Linked DNA regions of Mus musculus: region 1 is linked to region 2. The links are chromatin loops, found by intact Hi-C in ENCODE. Cell type or tissue: heart. All regions are shown on one strand.

Region 1 (4,000 bases), 120 kb after region 2:
CTTTCCTTCCACTGTGGACCACAAAGCTTGGGTAGAATCTTGCTCACCACACTCTCCAAGGGACTCCTAAAGTCCACAGGGATGTTTGTCTTCTGCTTAGAAACTCCAAGTACCCCAAAGAAGAGTCATGCAGAGACTTGGTCTTGTTCAAAGGCCTGGTTTATAGTTTGACTTGCCAACGCCATCATCTGCAATTCAAAGTTATGAATGCCAAATCTGGACGCTGGAATTCCAGCATTGGGGAGGCCAAGGCACGCAGGCTGATGGATCTGGCTGGCTGGTCATCCTAGGCAGATGCTGCACTTCAGGTTCAATGAGAGACTCTGTATCAAAAAAGAAATGGGTGGAGAAGGATTGAGGAAGACTCACAACATGGCCCTCTGGCCCTACGTAAATCCCCTTAAAAGTGTGTGTGAGCACACACATACCCACACCACCACCACCACCAACAGTAACAACAACTATAACAACCCCCAAATCAGTGCTTGTCATTTTATATACCAGCTATAAGAGTCAGGTAAGACGCTCAGTGAACTGCATTGGACTACTCTAATATTAATATAAGAGATGAGCATTATTATGTTCAAACAATGCAGTAATAATTTAACAACAGATGCTTATCAAACAGGCACTAAATTAAATACCTTAAGAAAGCATACAGACATATCATTATAAATACAGTCACATAGTACTTATTATTTATCAGGGACTGCTGGAGAAACTCTATAAATAAACATGAAGCTGCTTCTACCTGGAGAGAAAAAAATATGAAAATAATAAAGATAACTTCAGAAATTAATGAATACCACAGAGAAAGCCTTGTAGATGACAGAATTGAGCATTGGGAGCCGAAGGCAGAAATTTCAGATGGTTGGCTCTCTTCTGAAAAGGTGACTTTTGTGACATAGAAGAAGGACATCTCTGTAGGGATGACAAAGTGGAGTCAAAGCTAAGGTCACAGGGCCTTGGTGGGGTGGGGTGGGGGTGGGGGGATTGTGAATAGACCATGAGTGCTAGGGCCACCAGATGCTGTGGGTAAATCTTATTCCCAGTGGAAAGTCACCGGATGGTTTCAACCAAGAAGCAATGATAGAATTCTATTTTTAAAATGACCCTTTGGCCACTGGTAAAGAAGTATTGAGCTAGGTAGGAGTACAAATGAGATCCTACCTACAGCAACTCAGAGGATGAAACAAGCAATCTAAAGAGGAGTTCTCTGTGATTTCACTGGTGTTTTAGGGAGTCTGCATAGCTTTTCTGCCAAGCCACCACACTATGAGCTGTGGAGCCAGGGTTTGACCCCAGGTGGCTGAGATTCCGGAGCTGGTGCTCAGCTCATAGAACTCCAATGTTCTTTCCACCCACAGCCTTTGTAAGCCACTGCAAGGAATGCTGATAATTGTGGCTTACCAGTAAGCCGGGCTACAGAGCACTCCACCACTGCTGGAGGCTGGTTTCCAAGATGCAGGGGTGGGGACAGCCATTCCTTGCCCTTGGCTTGAAGGACTGGCTGGGCCTGGCTTCTTGGGGAGGCAGCACCGACTCGGTTCTCCTGTGGGGTTTTCCATTCCCATCGAGTGTGTCCCTCGAGTGTTTCATTGAGGGCTGTGGCCATGCCATGGCTTCTGTCCAATTTCTGCCACAGTTTGCAAGCCATGGGGCAAAGATGGGGGCACTTCTGTTTGCCACAACAGCTGTCTCCATGGCAACAGCCCGTGATACCACTGGAAAAGTGATTTGTGAGAATCAGCGATGGAAACAGAAAGGCAAAGCTGGGGAGAGCTGTGCATGGAGCCCTGGCTGAGTCTCTGTGCAGTATCCAGGGGGCTGTACAATGGGGGTCCCTTTCAGTGGTCCTTGGCCTTTCCGATTTTTATTTAGGCTTAGCAAATCCAGATGTTCTCCAAATAGCTCATGCCTACTTGGTCCAGATGTAAACTTCATTTTTCATCCAATCTCACAAATATTTGTAATTGCTTAGCAGTGTGAGCCCCAGGAACTCTTTGGGTTGGAGAGGGTTAATGAGGACAAATCCTCCCCAGATGGCTAGCTGCCCTTCCCCCACCCAGGCTTCTCTTGACAGGTCTGAGGCCAGCAGGATCTGCTGTCCAAAGGACCTCCTGAGACATCCAACCCGGGTCTTTTCTTAGAAACAGGAAACTGCCTCAGCCAAGTACAAGTGAAATGAAGCACCCAGAAATCCAAGCACTGCTCCAAACCTGAGGCCTGGAGGCAGATAGAGAGGGCTGGGCTCTGGGAAGGGCTCCCTACTCCTCTCCTGAATGACATCCACCTTAGCTGTGATCTCCACCTTCTTCGGTGATCCTGGGCCATTATGTAAGTGCTGGTTACAACCCCACTGAAATATTTATATCAAAGGTTTCCTTACAAATTAACATAGTTATATCATTAATTTTCATAACTTCATAATTGAATTGGATAAACACTAACCATTGGTGGATGGGATTGAAGCCATTACTGACATACGACTCATGCGTGTAAACGGAGCAGGAAGGAATGGAAAGAAGGCTGTGTTTCTTTTAAGTATGGCAGGAGCCATAATGGAGACTCTCTCAAAAGGCTAGACATTTTGGGCATCGTACTTGCGGAGCAGTTCCATAAGTCCATGGATCACTTTTGAAGCATTAAATACTTTTACCTTCTCAAGGATTGGGGTTTATCTCCCTGATCCATTTCTTCAGAATCTAGTGTGATGGGGATTCTGTGAGTTCTCCAAAAGTAGGCACTGGATGAATAAATAAACATCAAATCAGTGAAATTAACTCTTGGCTCAGTCAAGTTGTAGGAAGCCTATCCTGTGTGTGGTATAGGGAAAGAGGAGAATAAAGAAAGACGGTATGGGTGGTGGTGGACAAGTCTTCCTGCAAGAATGTGAGTAGAAGAGCCGGTAGACTTGAAATCACAGGACTAGCATTTTGTCTTGGCTTTGCGTAGCTGTGCAGTCTCAGACAAGTTGCTCAGTCTCTCTGAGCATGAATGTCTTCGTCTCCAGAGCAAGTGCATTGACACCTGCAGACACTGTTATAATACTCGTTAGTTTAATTGAGGCGGGAGGGAGAGGCGGAACAGCTTGTCTAACCCACGTGGCCTCTGCACACTTCTGATCATCTAACATTTTAGCTCGTGCCTAATGCTCTGTTTCTTTGAAGTGCATGGAGTGCCTTGTTTTTCCATTGACAAGGCTCACTATCTATTTTCCCAATCAATGGCCATCTGACTCCCCTTCTGTATTCTTATCTACAGTCACTTTGCATATATATATCTTCTTGTCTCAGGCATGCCTCCTTTCATTGGGCAAGTGGTTTGACCCCTGTGTGCCTAGCCTTCCCCCTCTGTGACAAAGGCCATCGCTGGAAGCAGCCTAGGACAGCAAGTTGAACAACTTTGAACACATCGTTCTGTGTTTTTGGAGCTGTGGGTTACCATCCGCTGGTGGAATGTGTGCGTGTGTTTCCTAACACCGAGGAGCTGGGGGACAAGTATTAACTAGGGATCTGGGCCTACTCTGTCTTCATGATCAGCTCATGTTCCCCAAACCTCTCTTCCCATCTCTCTGCCCCTACATCCACACCAAAGGGTGCCTCGGGAACAGCTCTTTTAGGGCATCCCTCTCTCCCATGGCACTTGGCTTTCCAACGAGCTGGCCAGCTGAGGGAGTGGTTTCTGTGGTGTGGCCTGCCACATCTCATTTTCCATGAGGGTCACCAGGCAACCGCCAGAAAGTGACAACTCCTGACGCAAATGCTGCTTCACCCGGCGACAGGCTCTGTATCTCATTACTCAGTCTGGGCTGGGTCCAGGCTGGTTACGCCAGGACATCCTGTTGAGAGGGTGGACTGGCAAGTTAGAGCCACACTCAGTATCCTGGGTAGCTTTGAGAGCTGTGCCAATCTAGTGAGGGCCTGCTGGGCAGGGGTGGGACAAAACAGCAAGTTTGAAACTTAGCTGTGCATCTCAAAAGAGTGTTCTGCTTTTCTCC
Region 2 (4,000 bases):
GTTTGGAAAGGGCATTGACAGGCAGGCAGGTGGGATGTTTCAGCAGGAAAGCAAGAGTCTCCAGTTTGGCTTTTCAAGTGTTGAGAGTGTTGAAGACATGCCAGCAAGACTTCAAGAGAGACTCACCTGGCCTGGAATGTTTATGCTCACAGCAGGTTTGTTCTTTCAGCTGACTGTGTCTGATGGCCACAGGGCTTAAAACCAGCGCTTCAAACTCCATCTGCTGCACATTTCTGTTCTGTCTCAGGACACATTTTTCTTTTTCTAGGACACTCTTTTTTTTTTTTAGAGGTTCTTTGTTCTTCAAAACAATTCTAAGCCCCTGAGTCTGTGAGTACCACTGATGACATTGGATATTACAATATTGGACTAATCTGTCCCAGATAGAATGCTCGGCTCTTTCTGCCAGAGAAGGCTATGGTAGCCTATAGTGAGGTACATGAGGAGCCTTTCAGGGGCCCCCATTCTCAACATTTTATTGGATGTTCTTGATTTTCCAACTCAATGTGGCACAGTCTAAACTTTGACAAGGCAGTTCCTTACAACTAATTTGTTTTTATTGTTGTTGTTGTTGTTATTACTATTATTTAAGTATTTACTTATTTTTCAGACAGTCTCTATGTAGCCCTGACTGGTCTGGAAAAGGCTATGTAGCCTAATAGGAGAGAATTGTCTTTCTGTAAATAGGGTCTGACCACTAAGGGAGATGGGCAGCTTGGGTTCCTCTGATCCTGGTTTGGCAGCTGTGCTATCTCAGAAAGAGCTAGCTATAGTCTTGTCTCAAAGTTCATCTTTCCCAAAAGACCAGGTCTAACTGCCCTTCTTGGGTCCCTAGAGGAAGGTGTCCAGGGACGATCTTTTCACACACCTTCCCCATCACATCTCTGAGGGGCTTTAAGTACATACTGGAATAAAAGGTCATAGGTGAGGCTAGCCCCAAATCCACTCACTGCTCCTCCATGTTTGTTTGCATTTACTCTGTGGGTTTTTGTTTTTTGTTTTGTTTTTTATATCAAGGTATCTGTGTGCCTGAGCCTTCCTCTGCAAGGGAAAGTGGATTCCTGGCCAGCTGTGGGTGGCTGGTTCCTATTGGCCAGGGTTTACTGCCTCCTCTCTTAGACTCCCACCTTCTGCCTCCTTGAAACCTTTGAATGTGTGGTCCTTAACATTCAGATTCTTTGTGTGAGGGTATGACTCTAAATAGAACTGGGTCTAGTTCAAGGGTTTAAATTGGTTTGGTAGAGAGAGCAAGAACACAGCATCATGTCCTGGAGTTTTTAATACATTTCTTGGGTTTCTAATCTTCAACAGACAGGTCCTTAACCTTATTTTTGAGTTCTTATGCTGGTTTCATAATTTAAGACATGAAAGGCCTTGGTCAATGGACAATAAATGCCACCCTTCCTATGAACCATAGTTCAACGATGAAGTTAAAGGAGCCAGAGAAAGAAGGTGTCTGACTCTGACCTAAAAAGCTTTGACTACTTTCTCATTGCCCAAGGCACATCCTACCCTCAGGCTCTCTCTTTCCTCCTTTTTTTCCACCCCCGCCCCCCCCCCCGTGCCCTCTCCTTCTCCTCTTTTTCTATCATATATAACACATATATTACATCTGCCAACATTGTCCCCACTATAACTCGTTTCACCAGTAAAAAGAGAGGGGTACCTGAGAAGAAGTACCCAGGGCATTCTGGGATTGGGGCTCACTGGAGCTATGCTAAGGAAAAGTCAGGACTTTGGCTGGCTGTGTGTGAGAGAATGAATCCTTTCCTCGGTGCTGGGAAAGGAAGGAGACCCAGGTGCAGAAAGAGCGTCTCATCTCAGCAGGGCGAGCAGAGTGACAATTAGCATGCAAGCCTTCTGTTGGCCTGACCACCTGATAGATAAATTCCTTGTTTCTCAAAAAAGCCAAGGAAGTAACAGCATTGCACTGGAACTCTCAGGGGGCTCTGGAGGGGCGGGGGAGTTCTCTTAACTTCTTCAAACCGCAAATATTTAGTCCGAGTTGGGAAAAGGTCCCCGGGGCACCAAGTTCTTATTGGATTCTAGCAGTTTGACCCCTCTTCTGGAACAGGGGCGGGGGCGGGGTGGCCACTGCTGGCTGGCGTCGCCTGCTCGTCTCCTCTCAGCTCCCGCGGGCCGGCTGCTAGCGGGCGCTGCGGATCTCTGTGAATGGAAATGGTCGGGTGGGTGGATGATGTGAGAGGGCTGGGGCTGATCTGAGTTGAGAGGGGGTGTGAGAGCCGAGGGGGTGGGGACGGCCGGGCAGGGACAGCCTGTGGTGCTCACGTCTGGCCGGGAGAGACTCTTGGCCTCCAGATGTTCAGTGTGTTTATAGCTGCCAGAGCAAGAGACCAGCTCCCTCGTTAAGAAGTTGCTTTCTTGAGCTGCAGCTTCTGCAGCTGGAGGCTGCGCCCTCCCTTCCCCCAGGCTGGTCCCTCACCCCGACCCCGCCTTCCTCCTCTGCAATCCTCCCAAAATACACGAGCACACAAAAAGAAAAACACCAGCAGATTTTTTATTTCAGAGAGTAAACACTTGGGCCGTGGGGGTCTGGAGGTTATGGGAAAAGAGGAAACCATCCAGCTAATCAGGCAGCACACACTTCCCCCGCTGAAATAAAACAGAAATCTTTGCTCCGCAGGGCTGCCGGGTTAACCCCGGCACTGCCAGCCAAGCAGCGCCCCAGCGGCCCGCCCCGAAGTGGGGTATCCAGGCCCCACCTTGGGCAGCTGCCACTGCTGACTCTGGGAGGGGAGAGGCCTGGCCTGCCTGACCTGCCTGCTGTCCCCTTGGTTTGTGGTGGCACATCTGCTTAAGAAACAGATGAGATTCTGAACTTAGATTTAGATTGCAAGAGGCTAATGGGAGTTCTAGATAGGTGGGGTGTAAGCAAGGGCACCACTCCCTGCCAGGAGAGTCCTTGCTGTTAGGAAAGCCAGCTTGTTTGCCTGCTGTCCCTCCCTCCCTCTCTCCTTGTCTCCCTTCTCCTACCTTCTCTCCATCCCTGCCCCCCCCTCCACCTCAGTTCTCTCCTTCTAGTTCTTTCCCTACTAAGGGCCTTCAGAGTCTATATCCCTTCATTTGCCCCCTAGCTGCCTGTCCAGAGACCATAAATATCCTGTGGGGCAAAAGTCAGGGGTCAAACAGGAGGCCTAATTGCACTATGGGAGAGATCACCTCTCCCTGGGCAGCCTTTGGCCCTCAGAACTCGCCCCTGTGCATAGCCTCTGCCTTTCAGTTCAGACCCTGCCCTATCTCACTGTCTGGAGGGCTGGCTCTCTCTTCTCTGCATCACTGTGGTTTTTTGTTTGTTTGTTTTTTGTTTTTTAATATGGATGGGCTTCCTATTCCTGAGCATCCTATTAAGCCTTACCTATGGCCTTTGAAGACTCTTGCTTCTTAATAAAACAGATTTCCACAAACTCTATTCACCCTTTCAGGTGGCATTTAAACCTCAGCCTCCAAAGCAAGCAAACTGCTTTGCAAGTTGGAATTCCTTTCTTGAAGACCTTGTCAAGAGGTAGTGGGAAAGCAGAAACACCAGTGATTTAAACAGCGATAGAACCAGGTCCTAACTGCCTGTGTCTTTTATTGGGTCTCCTGCTTGTACATCACCAACCCTGAAGACCTTCTACCAAGTCTTAAATCTGCTAATTGTCACAGATTTTCTTCTTCTTCTTCTTCTTCTTCTTCTTCTTCTTCTTCTTCTTCTTCTTCTTCTTCTTCTTCTTCTTCTTCTTCTTCTTCTTCTTCTTCTTCCTCCTCCTCCTCCTCCTCTTCTTCTTTTCTTCTTCTTCTTCTTCTTCTTCTTCTTCTTCTTCTTCTTCTTCTTCTTCTTCTTCTTCTTCTTCTTCTTCTTCTTCGTCAGAAATGATCTTGCCAAAAATAATACATACAAGAATTTTGCTTTCCCCTGCTTCTCAGCATGATCTGGGACTCCAGAGAAGTTAGGATCTCCTACAGTAAGGGGAAAGGTTCCATTGTGCCCCGCAGAAGC

Evidence for each region. Peaks named below come from ENCODE experiments on the same cell type or tissue, not always from the same donor. Only the 100,000 strongest peaks of a DNase experiment are listed, where the experiment ranks them.
Region 1: a loop joins it to region 2, with 1.8 times the contacts of the local background. A loop is called at or near these places in 2 of 42 quality-filtered maps.

What each region holds. Positions count from the first base shown.
Region 1 is chr9:32,785,716-32,789,715 of GRCm38, forward strand. All of the region lies in intron 1 of Gm3331 (a long non-coding RNA gene), which reads left to right. Among named protein-coding and RNA genes, the nearest start is that of Gm3331, 4.6 kb to the left of the region's middle. In heart, no CTCF peak of the experiment used is centred here; DNase peaks (open chromatin) are centred at 1,556, 2,126 and 3,746; H3K27ac peaks cover 582 bases.
Region 2 is chr9:32,670,047-32,674,046 of GRCm38, forward strand. All of the region lies in intron 3 of Ets1 (E26 avian leukemia oncogene 1, 5' domain), which reads left to right. Among named protein-coding and RNA genes, the nearest start is that of Ets1, 36 kb to the left of the region's middle. In heart, a CTCF peak has its summit at 2,146; a DNase peak (open chromatin) is centred at 2,255; H3K4me3 peaks cover 1,377 bases; H3K27ac peaks cover 2,541 bases.